Linked DNA regions of Mus musculus: region 2 is linked to region 1. A link is a loop called in an ENCODE intact Hi-C map of the cell type or tissue named here. Cell type or tissue: heart. All regions are shown on one strand. Links, peaks and the distances in the headings refer to the core of each region. The heading gives the core; the rest is flanking DNA. Region 1 holds the start of Gm39376 (a long non-coding RNA gene). Region 2 has its middle 40 kb from the start of Senp6.

Region 1 (8,345 bases), core at 295-8,294:
TCAGAAAGTAGAGATCAAAAGAATTCACTTCTCAGGATTCAGCAACGCACAGCCAAGGCATGAAACACCCTTTCATATTGTCTCTCCCCCAACCCTTGCGTACAAATAAGGCACCTAGGTTTCTCGGTGCAGGGGTCGGGGGGGGGGGATATTCCCTTGAAACTGAAGCAGCAGTAGCAGCAGCAGCAGCAGCAGCAGCAGCAGCAGCAGCAGCAGCAGCAGCAGCAGCAGCAGCAGCAGCAGCAGCAGCTCCTATTCCTCTGTAAGGACTTCAACCTAACATTTACTCTCAAGTGTTCTTAATATACCAAGTCCCATAATTATCGGAGAACATATGAACTATAATAAACCCAGCATTATAATAGACTCAGTATTGTTTCATTTTCAAGAACTTTTCATTGGTGCATGTACACTTTGCATAGCAAGCGCTCAAGTCCTGTCCCGGCAAGCAGTTGATGCACTGTGGGAATGCCTGAGAGGCAGCAGAAGATCCCGAGAGTTTGAATGGAGTGTCCTGATACAGTCAGATTGGCCTGGCAGGGGAAGAGACGCAGACAGGTTTTTCTTTTTTTCTTACTTCTGTCTATAGATCACCATTGTCTCCTGTCTGGGGTAGAGCCTTTCATTTGCAAAGCTTCCTCTGGAAACTTACTCTACCCTCATCTGACCCCTTGTTAGGACCTGAGCGTGCCAGATCCGTCCCAACGTGTGTCACCTGTGTGTTGTTTTTGCTAAGTCTTAGCATTTCATTCGGGATTTCCCGTAATGTTAGGTTGCCCTAGGAACAAGCATGTTTGTTAGGTTTCAGGAAACTGCATCTGGATGAGGGTTTCTTAGATGGTGCCCTTCAAGCTCCTAAGAGTGTCTGGCATTATGTCATTTCTGACACAGTTTTGGGATTCCTCAGCTGATGTTGTGATATTTGTGGGTGATGGGGGTGGGGGTGGGGGTGGGGGTGGGGGTGGTGCCATAGAAATATCAGATTCAAATATGTCCATTCCTTATTTATTTCTGTAAAAATATAACTTTTCATTCATTCATTAATTTACTTTACATCCTAATATCAGCACCTCCCAAGCATAAATTTTTAAAATTGAAAGTTATATTATTTACAACATGTTATGCTGTGGTACTTTTGAAATGGTCAAATCAAGTGTGCTGGCATATGATCTGCCTCATATACTTAACATTCTAAAGTTACCGCTATTATCGTTACTATCCTTAGTGTGTGGGGTGGGGAGGCTCACACATGTCTCGGTGTGTATGGAAGCCAGATGTTAACTTTGTACAGCAGGTCCTCTCCTTTTACCCTTGTGTGGATTTTGAAGCTGAAACCCTGTCAGGCTTTTGTACTTAGCACTTTGATTAGCTGAGCTATCTTACCGATTGACAGACTGATTGATTGATCGATAAGAACACTTCGAGCTTCCTTCTTGCACTAACCTGCTGCTTTTATTACTAAAGCTTTATAACTCTGCCTACTGGGGGTTTTTAGTGACTCCCTCTGAATTGTAAAAAGTTGTTCTGTTTCTGTAAAAACTCTCTTAGCTTTTTGAGACTGTGTTGAGAAGAGATTGCTTTGAATTGTATAGGCTTTTAAACAATATTTACCACTCTAGTGTGGGAGCATAGGATATCTTTCTCTCTATAATTAGTCTGCAGTATCCAGGAGTGATTGGTTCCAGGGCCCCACGTTTAAAAGAATCCCTGGATACTTATATTGTTTATATAAAAATCACATAGTATTTATATATAACATGTACACATATTGCTACTTTCCTCACATAATATCTGAGTCGCTTACAGTACATAATATACTATAAATATAAATATAATATAAATATATAAATATATAATATATAAATATATATTTGTATAAATATAAATATAATATTAATATAAGTATAAAATAGCATGTATATAGCTATTGTATTGTACTCTTCAGGGGAACAGTGACATAAAATGAAACCCTGTATATACTATATATACATAATATACTATAAATATGAATATAATATAAATATATAATATATATAAATATAATATAAATATAAATATAAATATAAAATAGCATGTATATAGCCATTGTATTGTACTCTTCAGGGGAACAGTGACACAAAATGAAACCCTGTATGCATGTATGTATGTATGTATGTATGTAACGCAGGCATCCTCACCACCTGGTAACTTTGGTTGAGTCTAAGGAACTTGGGCAGAACCTGTGGATCAGGAGAGGTGATGGTTGACCTGTATTTGTGTTTTCTCCACTTTCTTTTGCCAATGTCTATAAATGCCAATCTCCGTGACAAAAATGTATGTTGAAGAAGTCTTGAAAAGCCTTAACAGATTGACTGAACGTGGTGGCACATGGAAAATGCCACTCACCATGCCATCTGACTTCAGTGGAAGTGGGTTCCAGTGGCCGTGCAGTCCTTTCACCAACCACCCTAACGGTACAGCCTGTGCTCTGGTGGATGTTTGCTGCTGGCATCGTCCCCCTGGGCTGACCTCTGGAGTCTGAACTGTCTTGTCTGAGCACGAGCTTGGCACATCCTCTGCAGTTCCGACTGGAGATCTCCCTTGTCCCATAGCTCATTCCATAGCTGCTTCCTCTGGTGCATGTCTCCCTGCTAATGATGATTGAAGTCTTTGAGTTTCTTCTAAGGTGCCACACAGAAGTTGGCAAAAAGGAAAACGTCTTCTCAGAGCACTGACAATTTTAGGTTGGGTAGAGAGGTCTTTCAAGGGTTTTAGATGTGTGGCATCTATTTTTCCTGTAAATATGAGAATTTAACAAGTGAAATTTCTAAGAACTAGAGTCAATCACAGCAATGAGATGCTTACGGGGTTTTTATTAATAATATACTAATATATTATTATATATACTAATAGGTAATAATTGCATAGAAAATCACCTCATCAGAGCTACAAAGGGAGTTGATTGGTTGCCTGTTTGAAGGACATGGAATTGTTTCTGAGTGTCTTCAATTAATTTGTCCAAAAATATCCCCTCAAATGAGTTCTATATTAGATTTACTCCTTACAATTTTGTAGGTTTTAAGTATGATGGTAGGGATTGATATTATTTTATTAGTTAATAAATTATTAAAATAACAAGGCAGGAACAATTGGGTAGAATTGAATGGAAATAAAGATTTTAGATTACATTTCACGTTTTAGGAGAGGAATATTTGATTTTGGCTCCAAAAGGTTTTTTATTTTTATTGGTAGACACAACTACTCTATGTATGTGGCAAGTCTCTCTCTCTCTCTCTCTCTCTCTCTCTCTCTCTCTCTCTCTCTCTCTCTCTCTCTCTCCCTCTCTCTCTCTCTCTCTCTCTCTCTCTCTCTCTCTCACACACACACACATTTAAAGGCAGAGTCTCATTTATCTCAGATTTTCCTTGAACCTTAATATGTAGCTGGAGATAATCTTGGACTTTTGATCATTTTCCTTCTACCTCCTGAGTTCTGAGACGATAGCACTATATGCCAGTATACTCAATTCAGAAATTCAGATAGTGTGGGGATCAGACCCAGGGCTTTGTGTATAAGGAGCCAAGCCCTCTACCAACTAACTACATCTTCAGACCTCTGTTTAGGTTTTGAGACAAGGTCTCACTATGCAGCCAAGGATGACTACATCATCTTCCACCATTGGCTTTCCATATGCTGGTGTTGCAGGTGTGTACTATGTTGCTTCGTTGAAGTTTGTCATTGCTGAAACAATGTTTCTTAACAGTTTAGCTGCCAGAGTGAAAGGTATAGTCAAAAATCATAGAATGTATTTGAGTGTTTGAAAGTTCTTGGGGGAAGTTTTTATTGTTCCCAGTGGCACGTATTCAGTGAATATTTTGATATTTGAAATGGCCATATGGGTGTGAAGATTGCTCTGGCTCTTTGACCCATTGCCAAACAACTTTATTTCTAATATGGATGCTTCGTGATGTTAAATAGGACTTTTCTGGAATATGGACCCCAGATATAGCACTCAGTAGAATTGATTGCAGAGTGTTACAAAGGATGAAGGTTGAAAGGGTCCTTTGAGATAATTAAACACAGACCCTCATTTTAAAGTAGACAGAATTGAAACAAGGGAGGTTAGCGGAGTCAGTCAAGGTCACACATCTTTTTAGCAGAAGTGGTCATAGAATTTAAGATTCCAGAGACTCAGTTTGACTTTGGAGCATCTGCTGGAAAGGCTTAGAACCAAATGAGAAAAACACAGACTAGTGAACTCACTGATGCCTGTCTAAGGGCTTCTGGTGATGGAGCTGGGAGACAGAACACAAAGACAGAATTTCACTCAACTCCTTCCAGTTCATCACCCTCCTCTGACACGAGTCATCAGAAGCTTGGTCTCTGTGTTTCTAATTTAATATTTGGGCCCCTTTGGGTGTTTTGCATAGTTAGAGATGAATGTTGCCGTTGGATTCAGATGTGTCACTTTGTAGAGATGAAGCCACATAAATGAGTTCAAGTGAATTATACAGAATTTCTGTGAGACAAGAGATATAACTATGGCACATGCTAAGGAAATATGTCTTTGTCTTCTGGTTGGTGACTGACTGTGTCCTCCTAATTATGTACAGAATGTGTGGTTGAGAGCAATTGACTGGACACACTCCATATAGGAAAGGCAGCTCAGGAGGGATGAAACTGAGTAGGAGACCTCTAGAGGGCAGTGTTAACTTACAGTTGTTAAGAGCCAGCAGCAGGCTAAATTGGGTGAGTGTGTTGTATTGGATATCCATGCCTCTTAGATACCTACATTCAGGGATAAGTAATGTATAGTGTTGATATTTTGAGCCTGGACGTCTGGAACTCATTTTGGAGTTTTAATCTTTGTGGTGTAGGGAAAGGATACTAGATGGGTTATCAGCACATCTGGGCTCTCAGTCTCTACAACCCAGGAACTGTGTGTACCCTTAGGTTTCTGACTTCAACTGAGAAACTAAATGGTTCTATGGAATCTTCTCTTAAATGGCCCAGAAAGCTAGCTTTTCTCCCCCATCTCCCCAAGTCTTATTGATACTCAGTTTCATGCTAAGGGTTCACCACAGGCTTGTTTGCTACTGGTGTTTAAAGTGATATAGCAGGACACTCCCTCCGTAGATGCATTTCCGAGGTCTACCTTGGCTAACCAGTCAAGTCTCTATTCCACAATGGCTTTCTGATAGCATTACCCTTCTAAGGCAGTCCTTCTGGCCTATTACAGTGTGTGAGGAAAACCAATTATTCTTAATCTTGATTTATTAATCCCTTTCACGGGTTGAATTGTGGCATGCTCCAAATGTTGAATGTGTAGTTCCCAGTGTGGCCTCATTTGTGAATAGGGTCATTATAAATGTGACAGTTAAGGTTGTACTAGAGTAGATTAAGACCCAGGCTCAATATGGCTGGTATTCTTGGAAAAAGGACTTTGCATCTAGACATGTGTCCCAGGGATTGTCATGTGAAGGCTGCACTTATGATATTACAAACCAAGAAACTACTAAAGGAGAGCTGGGACAGATACTATGCACTCCAAAGGAATGCAGCTCAATTGATATCTTGATCTTGAAATTGCAGCCTCTGAAATTGTGGGACATTACGTCTCTGCTGTCTCAGCCACTTACTTAGTTTGTGGTACTCTGTTATTACTGTAACCCTAGGAAATGGATATAACCCTAGTGACCCTAGTGCTGTGTGTTGAATGGAGTTTTCCCTCAGCTGGTTATGATATCATGATGACCTGACCCTGCTGCACGTAACCTCACCAACACCAGTGTCAGTAGGTTGACAGCAGTCTTCATGTCTCTTAAGGCATATAATAAATTTAGTAGACCTTCTGTACTATTTGATAACCTTTATGTGATCACATATTGACCTTGGAAGCAGGTAAAAACCGTCAGTTCAGAGGTATAGAATAAACTTTCAGCTTCCAACGGGATTTGGTATGTAGACACTCATTTACGAAACAGAGGGCACAACAGACTGGGACAACTCATAGGTTTTGCTTGTGGCAATGGAGAAAGGAATTAACCATGGTCACTATGTTTCTATAACTTGTCACCTACATCTTTCTCCACAGATGTACCTCAAACAAAGCATAGTGATAAAACCAAAACAGGAGTTGTATGCTGGAGAGTGGGAGTGATGGAGAAAGCAGCATGGGAGAAAGGCCTATTTGGTATGTATTTACATTTCATCTGGAATCTCATTAACATTCACTCACAAGGACCACCACTCTATAACATAGGAATACATGTTATATGCTGTCTGGAAAAATACCAGAATTTTAGATAGCTTGGCACAGAACATAGTTCTATATCTGTAGAAGAGTAATTTCACTACTGTCACAATAAAATCTATTTTAGTAAAAAAAAAAAAAAGAAAAAGAAATTCAGCAGCTTTGGTTCAGTGGATCAGTGCCTGGAGATTCTCTGTCTCTATGCTCAGTGATGTTCATCTCTGATTCCTACATTGATTTGGTCCCCACATACATCCTTGGATGCTGCCTAGTTCCTAGGCAACTGTAGTCTGGGAGGCTGGCACTGGCATGCTACTTGATTTAAGTCCCAAGCATAAGCATAGCATGGACAGTGCTTTTGTTCTTAATTATTCAGCTGTGCTTTTGAACTTGAGATTTGTGTTTAGTGAGTTCCTAGGCCTTACAAGTAGGGAAGCAAAAAGACAAAACAAAACAAAAAACAAAAAACCAACAACAAAAAAACCTGTTGTATACTAAAGAAGAAATAAGATTTATTTAAAAATATTTCTGGCAAAGTATAAAAAGTATAATCTAATTTTCAGAAAAAAGAACGTAAAATAAATTTCATACTTTTGTAGTAAAACCAATGGGATAAGTTAAATTTATTTTCTATTAATTTAAAATGGTTTTAAGATTCATTTTTAATTTTATGTGTATGAATGGTTTGGTCACATGTATGTCTCTATGCCACATGCATGCCTGGTGCCTGTGGAGGGCAGAAGGCAGTGTTGGATCCTCTGGACCTAGAGTTAGTGATGTTGAGCACCAGTATGTGAGTACTGGGAATTGAACCTAGATCCACACAATGAATGCTCTTAACCACTCAGCCATCTCACCAGCCCCCAACTGAGTCGTTTAAAAAGATATTTGTGTTTGGATATATATGACATAGATGTAAAATGTTATTTTTCTGGGTTAACCTAAACTCCACACTTTTTTTTTTAAATAAAGAAGCGTGCCATACATTCCATGAAGAGAAGGTCAAATAACTAGCTGTGGTTTATAGGTATCATTTGGAAAATTTGAAGGTATGTACCACATTGACAAGTCAGGATTTTACCTTAGTAATAGAGATCTTATAGACCTGTGAATTATTTTTTAATTACCATGTATAAATGAAGGTGATGCTAATACTTTTTTTTAAAAAAAGTAGAATGGCCTGTTCTATAGTCTGTTTTCATTCCATGGATTTTGTTCTTGTTTTTCTATGGGGCAGAAACCTTCAATCAAAGATTCCTGGAAAACATAGTTAACTATAAACCATCACTTGCAAGCATCAAAATCTCCATCAATATTTCCCCTTTCTACACACAAAGTTCACCCTCAGTTACATTAGTTATCCACAACTTCATAAAAAACACCTCATAATAGATTGGCTCACATAACACATATTCCTTATTTTTGTGGAACAAGAACGGAGGAGAAGTCTGGATCTTGCTATGTTTGCAGCTCCAGTGAGGCCAGGGATCGTGTCACCCAAGGCTTTACAGCCCACTCAAAGTAGCTGAGGATAGGATTCATTCTTTTCTGGCAGTTGCTTTCCAAACAGAAACTTTCAAGATGGCAGCCACTTCTGTTGGAGTCAGTAAGTTAGAGAGCAAAAGACATTAGCAGGATAGAAGCCAGAGTCTTTGCAACCTGATCTTCTGAATGACAGGATTACTTTATTACATTTTGTTTGTTAATCTGAACCCTTAGGTCTAGCCCCTGCACAGGAAGCAGGAGGGGAACAGCATAGAGAGTCAGCTGGATCTTCTTCCCACATGAACAGCAGGTCTTGTGTGAGTTCTACTTGTTTAATTGAATGACTCTCAGGCAGGCTAGTACTTTATCCCACAGGACCTTTTCAAGAAAGCATGTTTAATGAACTGTTTTCCTTCATTAAAAAAAATTAGTGTGTGTGTTTGTATGTGTGTGTGCATGCGTGTGTGTGTGTGTGTTTGTATGTGTGTGTGTGTGTGTGTGTATGTGTGTGCACATGTGCATTCTTGCTGGTATGTATATATGATGGTCAGTAGATAACTTTGCAGAATCATTCCTCTCCTTCCACTGTCGTGTGCTCTTGCGTATTAGACTCATGACACCTCTCTTG
Region 2 (8,345 bases), core at 112-8,111, 1.2 Mb after region 1:
CCAGCCTAGGCCACAAGGGCATAGCTGGGAGGTCTGGCTGTTTAGAGTGTGTCTGTCTCCAGGCCCTTCGTCTCCCTCTCACCCTATTCTCACCGTCCAGGAGGGGCAGCTTGGCTGGCCACAGCCAGCAGGCCAGCTTTGCTCTGCACTCTGCATTGCAAGGACACACACAGCCAAAATAAAGCACAGATGATGACTCTGGGAAAACAGAGATCGCGAGATAAAGGGAGAAAGTCTGCTCTCCAGGCAGATTGCACAGAACAGAAGGATAAAGCGCTGTCATTATTTTTCAGTGCTGGGGGTTGTGCCCAGGGCTTTGCACATATTATACAAGCTAGGCAAGCACATGCTCTGCCCTTTTGTGTTTTGTTGTTATTGCTAGTATCTTGCTTAGAATAGTCTTGAATTCATGATATAGCTCTGGTCTGTCTTACTTTTGATTCTCTTGTTTCGGCCCCCTAAGCTTCCGTTATTAAGCATGTTCCTGGATGTAACACTTCATAAGGTAGATGAAGGCTCCAATCAGCAAGTCAGTGGGGTTGGGGGCTGGGGGTTGGGTAAGTCCATCAAAACTCAGCAGTCTGCCAATGTGTTAAACTGTTGTGTGCATTCTTTCCAGATTGGTGTGCCAGAACCAAATCCACTCCCAAAGTTCCGCATCCTAGAATAAACACTTCAGAATTGGTTGCCTTTTATACTCCCGCTCTTCAGAAATTTGTGATGAAATTCTTAGGCCCTTCATGGTATGTAGTACTATATAAATTCAGACAGTAGTTTGACACTAAAGCTCTAGGTTCAGTTATTTGTTTGTTTTACCAAAATATAAGAGATTTACAAAGCTTTAAAGCAAGCAGTTCACATAGTATTTTTTTGACATGGGCTCGCCCTGGGTCCCTGGCTGGCTCAGAACTGATGATGTAACCAGGCTATCCCTGCACTCAGAGAGACCTCCACCTGAGCTTCCCCAGCACTGGGATTAAAGACATGCGCCACGATTCCCAATACATTTCACATAATTTTAATGTTTTCATTATTTTACTGCGTGGGGTCTGGACAGGGGCTTCACATACATGCTACAGTGAGTATGTGAAGGTCAGGTGTCCACTTTTAGAAATTGGTTCTCTCTTTCCACAGTGGCTTCCAGGAACTGAACTGTAGTTGTCAGATTTGTTGCAGCAAGCATGGGGTTTTTTTTGTTGTTTTTGTTTGGTTTGGGTTGTTTTTGGTTTTGTTTGTTTGTTTTAACCTATTGAGCCATCCAATAGTGTGTGTGTGTGTGTGTGTGTGTGTGTATATATATATATATATATATATATATATATATATATATATATATATAGTTATATAGTTATATAATTACATAGTTACATAGTTATATAGTTATATCGTGTTATATATAATTATATATATATATATCCAAAAGTATTATATATTTTAATATAATTAATTTTATTAAATATGTTACAATCAGTTCATCATTGCTACTTCACAAAAGAATCCATTGATTTTCATCTGCAATACAATAAATGTTGCTCAACAAGACCTTTGTAAACAAGAGCTCTTCAGTTACCCTTCGATGTTTTGTGATGTAGCTGGCTGTGGTGGCACATGCCTACAATCACCACACTCAGGTGGTGGAGGCAAAGTTCAATGCTGTCCTTGCTACATAGGAAGTTTACACCAGTAGAGGCAATGTGAAACTCTGCTTTAAGGAATAAAACAATATGACCATCTGGATGGTACATGCAATCACTTTCTAGACAGAGAGAGACAGGTGCCAGCCTGAGGTATCATAGTGAATTCCTTTTTCAAAAAATATTTTTTTCTAGGCAATAAAGGGATGCTAAGACCAAAGGACTTGAGAATATCTACAATGCAATAAACTAGTACCTAGCTTCAGCAAATAAATAAACACAACAATTCCACTTCTCTGCCACCTATATCCACAGGACAGCCTCATTCACCTACATTATTACTTTTAGTTACTTTTAATCAAAGTAGTCAACATCTGCTTCACATAGAAGGTAGAGAAGAGAAAAGTGCTTACCAAAGGGCAGACTAGCAAAGCCCAAAGGTGCACACTGCATAATCCCTCACAACTATACACATCCCTCTCACATCCTGGAATGGCAAAAATATAAATATGATGTAAAATGATCAAGATCACAGCTCTTCTATATCACATGCTAAACATAAGAAGAGCACAGAAATGCAATATTTAGAAATCAAATCGCAGGATTGATTATTCATATACTAAGAATTAATTAAAGACCTCTGTGCTATGGTTAATATCATCAACTATAGGATTTTGAATCGCCATGAACATAAACTTCTGGGCAGCTCTGTGAGGATTATCTAGATTGATTAACTGACAAGATAATGAAATACTGATTAGACATATACACACAAAACAAAAACAAGAACAAAGCCAGAAAATACTTACGGAGGGAAGTGGAAAGATCTCTAAGACTATTCGGTTGGAGGAGTAAGAAGCAGAGATGGCCACATACAGATAAGGCTCAGTGTGCTAGTATAGAACACACGTGTGTTGCTGTCCATATGAACAGTCTGTTTTTACATTTTAAAATTCATTTACATTGCTTCTTCAATATTTTTTGGGGGCCAGGGAGGGGGCTGGAGAGATGGCTCAGCGGTTAAGAGTACCGACTGCTCTTCCAGAGGTCCTGAGTTCAATTCCCAGCAACCACATGGTGGCTCACAACCATCTGTAATAGGATCTGATGCCCTCTTGTGGTGTGTCTGAAGACAGAGACAGTGTACTTACATACATAACACAAATAAGTCTTTATAAAAAATATTTTTAATTTTTTTGCTTTTGTATGTTTGTTTGAGACAGGGTCTCCTATAGCCCCACTGGTCACAAATGCACTACATCCTGGGATCACGGACATGTGCCCATATGCCAACATGGGTATCCTGCCCAGGCACCTGGGACCAAGCAACCATGGAGAGAGTTTTCTGAGACCAGGAACAAAGTGAATCCTCCTTTGATAGCTCTGGCAGGTATGTGGTCACAGTAAGAGAACTAACTGACTCATCTTCCAGGCTGGTGGCAAATACAGTTAACCTGAACATATCAGAGAAAAGAAAATATCCCTTCTGATTAATCTCACATACATGTTCTCAAAAGCCTTTAAACAGAAAACAAAGTCCTTAAAACTCAAAATGAACTCTACAAGATCTCCTGAATTAACTAAGGTAGTCATTCATGCAGCACAACTCTGACACCTAGTGGTGAAAGTTGGATAAACACACTGATGGAACCGGCACTGGGGTCATGTTTCTAGGGCAAGTCTGACAGACACTCGCAGCCTCAGTCCCTGTGATCTTATCCTTAAAGCCAACCCAATGACTTGGTGTGAATGTTCAGGCAATTTGACTGGTGGAATTCATCTTTCAGTAAGACTCACTGACTTTCAAAGTAACATCAACCCAAGATTAATCCCAATAGTATATCAAGTAATATCAAGAGTTTCCTTGTTTTTAATTTACAATTTTGAGACAGGGTTTAATGAGCCTCAGGCTAGCCTCAAACTCTATAGAGTGAAGGATAACCTTGAACTTGTAACCCTTCTATTTCTTGCTTCTATGCTGGAATTGCATGTGAATGACACCACACCTGGCTTACTATCAGGTTTTTTTTTAAATACCTCAAATGCCCCCCAGTAGGAGCGCTTAGTAAACTATGGAACTTTCCTATAAAGTACAGTGAGGCGGCAGGAAAAGTGTAAGCTCCACTCCCATGGAGAGCAGAGCATCTCACACACAGCGGCTAAATGAATACATTCCCAAGAGGAAGGAAGGACAAAAGAGAAGGGGTGGGGACTGGTTCCGTGTTCTCTTTAAGATAAACATTGCTAAATGGAAAAGATACAGAATCCTAGTCCAGTGTGCTGTCTAAAGGTTAGCAGAGCAAAATTCTTTGTTCTGCACGTGACCTCTGGAAAGTCATGTAAAATCTGATAGCCGTGACTGCATGAAGGAGGGAACTTGGGAAGTCAGGCAGAGGAATGTAGCTCTAGCATAAAAAGCAACATTGGTATGAAGAATGTCACCCTGACATTTCTGACTGTGAGGTAAGGAAGGCCATAAAGCCATTTGGAGTGGGAAGCAGAACTTGATGAACCGTATCTGTAGTCTTAGCGTGTAAAAAGAAAAGGCAAGAGGATTCTGAATTCGAGACTACCAGGGCTTCTTGAGACTGTCTCAACAAAACTAGACAGGGAAGGAGACATTCTCGCAGAAGAGGAGGTGTTTTAGTTTTCTTTTTATTACTATGGAAAAAACCACTGGCTGAAGTGTAGCCAGTGTAGACTTTTGGTCATTTTGTGGGTCCTCTTTTTTTCCCCACCCTTCCAATCCCCTTACACTAGATAGGAGAGAAGAAAGGATAGAAGGGAGGGGGGCAGCGTTATTTTTAGACTACTTCCTGCTGCTTAGGGGCATCAAGTTCCTTGAGACAAGCTGGATCTTTGCTGTCAAAATATTTAATTTCTTTTTATTTCTTCTTTGCATATAACTACGTAACAAACAGCAATTGACCAACAACACACACAGCCTCTCAAGGCCCTGGCAATTATGTATGTACCCTCTGAAAAGTTCCAGAATTCCAAATACGACACACCTGCCAAAACTATCTCCAACTAGAGCATGAGGTAAATCATAGTCAGCTGCTGTGGACAGTCTAAAGCAGCCCCGTATCCCACACCTAGATATGTTTTGTTTAAAACAAAAGCATATTCCCATAATGTTTTTTTTAAAGAAACCAAATTTCTCACTACACCAAAGAAACATAGGTGGAAAGGGTTTATTTGACTTATATATCCTGGGTCATAGTCCACTGAGGGACACCAAAGCAATGACTCCTTCAGAACAGGATCTGGAATCGAGAACTGAGCCCATGGAGGGATGCTGCTTACTCACAGATTCATCATGGCTTGCTCAGCCTACTTTATGTCACCCAAGACTGCCTTCCCAGGTGGCACTGCCCTAGTGACCCTTCCATGTCAACCACTAATCAAGAAACTACAGACTTGCCTACAGGCAACTCCAATAGGAACATTTTCTCAATTGTGGTTCTTCTTTCTGGAGGAATTCTAGCTTACAAAAAAAAAAAAAAAAAACCAGGACAGGACGCAAATATATAAAAATAAAAAAATCAAGATGACTAATTGTACTGGCTAGTTTTGTGTCAATTTGATACAGGCTGGAGTTATCACAGAGAAAGGAGCTTCAGTTGGGGAAATGCCTCCACGAGATCCAACTGTAAAGCATTTTCTCAATTAGTGATCAAGGGGGGAGATCCCCTTGTGGGTGGTGCCATCTCTGGGCTGGTAGTCTTGGCTCTATAAGAGAGCAGGCTGAGCAAACCAGTGGAAGCAAGCCAGTAAAAAACATCCCTCCATGGCCTCTGCATCAGCTCCTGCTTTCAGACCTGCTTGAATTTCAGTCCTGACTTCCTTGGTGATGAACAGCAGTATGGAAGTGTAAGCCAAATAAACCCTTTCCTCCCCAACTTGCTTCTTGGTCATGATGTTTGTGCAGGAATAGAAATCCTGACTAAGACACTAATGATTGTTCATCTTACATTATTGAGTTAATTTATATCTCAGTCTTAAATTCAACCAAACCTATGAACTATTATGGAGGTTTAAAAAAATGTTTTCAAGCCGGGCGTGGTGGCGCACACCTTTAATCCCAGCACTTGGGAGTCAGAGGCAGGCGGATTTCTGAGTTCGAGGCCAGCCTGGTCTACAGAGTGAGTTCCAGGACAGCCAGGGCTATACAGAGAAACCCTGTCTCAAAAAACCAAAAAAATATATATTTTTTTTTTCAGATATTTAAGGACTCTGTATATTGTGTGGTGCTGTATAATAATTTTTCCTAACACCTAGCATTTTATTTTTTATTTTTTGCAAGTTTGTTTTGTTTTAGTTGACCCGTCCAGCCGGTCCAGTTATTTGAGGGTCTCGAGGGGACCTTCTCCTAAGAACCAAATGGGGGGAGGGAGAGACGAGAACCAAGTGCAATGAACGACACACGGAAGCAATCTGATTAGCATCAAGGACTCACTGTATTGAGCAAGGCTCAAGGCTTAAATGCACAAGCAAAAGGGGAAGTACTTCTCAGCAGGAGGAATGGGGCAATGGAAATGCACAAGCAAAGGAGGAAGTACATGTACTTCTCAGCAGGAGGGATGGGGCAGTGAAAATTTTTTCTTTTGGCAGCTACACGGGGAAGCAGGAACTTGGTGGTATCAGGGTGTGGTCAGGACATCTGGCGCTGACTTAGGGCTGGAACATTCTGTGGTTGTTCTCGGAACGGTGCATTGGTGGCTGCTTTTGACCCCCTTTTCTTCTCGGGGGGGGAGAGGCCCAATTCAGAGATCAGGACAATTGTGTTGTCTTAATAGCTCCCAACATTTAGTCATAGAATCTTTTAAAAATCATATTGTTTTGTAATGCATGCACATATCCAGGCTATTCCTGGATGTCATCTTGACTATATCTGTAATGAACTACAATCCAGAATTGGAGGGCTCATCTTGATCCAGATCCAAGTTTCTGACCTGGATCTTGGCATGGAGATCTTGAGGCATAGTGGCCATGAAAAGCTTAGGCCCAGGCAAGGTAGTACACACCTTTAATATTAGGAGACCGAGGCAAGATCTCAGACTTCAAGGTCATCCTGAGACAAAGCAAGTCCCGGATGCAGGTGTGGTGGTACACACCTTTAACCTGGGCCACACTGTCTGCTGTAGATCTACATAAGAACATTGAAAGAAGGAAGAGTCCCTCTTCTTTGCCTGCTTGCCTTTACTTGCCAGCACATCTGTTGGAACCCACTTCTACACAAGACCAGCTGAAACAGCTCTCCTGAAGGAACTGAGCAACTACTAGATTCTTGGACTTCCCATCCACAGCTGTCCATTGTTGGGTTAGTTGGACTACAGACTGTAAGTCATCACAATAAATTGCCTCAATATAGAGAGACATTCCATAAGTTCTGTGACTCTAGAGAGCCATGACTAATACAATGGTTTGCTTGTTTGTTTGTTTGTTGTTTGTTTTTATCAAATCCACCCTTCATTTCTTACCCTCCAATTTCTCCCCATCATATAGCTGCAGCATCTTACACTGTAACCCTAGCTGGCTTTGGAATTCAGCACCCTCATTCCATGATTCTTTGTAGTTGGAGATACAGTTCGATTCTAATATGTACAAGGCCCTGCTATGTGACTGCATGCCTATAATCCCAGCACTCCAGAGGTAGAAGCAAAAGTATCAGGAGTTCAGGGCCATTCCCTACTACAGAGTAAAGGTGGGCCAGTTAAAAAGGGGGACTCTAACCATCCTATCTCATAGTTTCAAATCAGTAGGAAGTATCAATTTAGGCTGGCAAGATGGCTCAGCAGGTAAGAGCACTGACTGCCCTTCTAAAGGTCCTGAGTTCAGATCCCAGCAACCACGTGGTGGTTCACAACCACCCATAATGAGACCTGACACCCTCTTCTGGTGTGTCAGAAGTCAGCTACAATGTACTTATGTATAATAAAAAAATTAATCTTTGGGCCGGAGCAAGTAGGGACTGAGCAAGCGGGGCTGACCAGAGCGAGCAGAGGTCCTAAAAATTCAGTCCCCAACAAACACATGAAGGCTCACAACCATCTGTACAGCTCTACGGTGTATTCACATACATAAAATAAATAAGTGCATCATTTTTAAAAGGAGTATCAATTTAAGCTTTAATGAAAGTATATGTAGAATATTCACATATATAGTAGCATATGTCAGCTAAAGACCTAGAAGATTTGAACATGTCTTAGGAAATCTTGGGTAGAAAAAGTGGCAAAAGAGCAGGCTGATGGTTTTCTTGTAGTTTATGGAACTATTTGATCTTATTAGTTACTATGTATATGAAAGAACCTAGTGGGGAAACCCCCACTCAATTATTGGGCATGCACCCAATAATCATGAACAGACGACCATCTTGATGTAAAAACACAAGGTAGTTTAATGGCAGAGCTCCGGTTCGAAAAGTATCTCATGTAGGAAACAGTGGTTTGGACTATGAGGCTTGGAAGCTAGGAGTTTTTAAAGAAAAGGGGTGGGGCTGGGGGGAGGAATTGGCGTGGTTTCACATGATTGGTTCATTTAAACATCAGCAGAATGTATATGCAGATAACATTTAACTTAGGTCAGAAGGGCGGGAGATAGGGAGGTACCAGGCCAGTCCGGCATGTCATTCTCTTTATCTCTCTTTACCTTTATGGCCAAGTAGCCTCAGGAATGTCTTAATGGCGGGCCTGCCAGGGCATGTCCTGG

The links. Peaks named below come from ENCODE experiments on the same cell type or tissue, not always from the same donor. Only the 100,000 strongest peaks of a DNase experiment are listed, where the experiment ranks them.
Region 2: it touches region 1 in a loop (8-fold over the local background); 7 of 42 quality-filtered maps call a loop at or near these places.

Annotation. Positions count from the first base shown.
Region 1 is chr9:78,783,381-78,791,725 of GRCm38, forward strand. It overlaps Gm39376 (a long non-coding RNA gene), which reads left to right and starts at 2,247. Exons shown (of 3, transcript XR_870938.2): 1 at 2,247-2,453; 2 at 3,603-3,684; 3 at 6,074-6,172. In heart, for the core only: a CTCF peak has its summit at 4,673 (motif pointing right); no DNase peak of the experiment used is centred there.
Region 2 is chr9:80,022,937-80,031,281 of GRCm38, forward strand. No RefSeq gene overlaps it. Among named protein-coding and RNA genes, the nearest start is that of Senp6, 40 kb to the right of the region's middle. In heart, for the core only: a CTCF peak has its summit at 3,259 (motif pointing left); a DNase peak (open chromatin) is centred at 3,285; H3K27ac peaks cover 512 bases.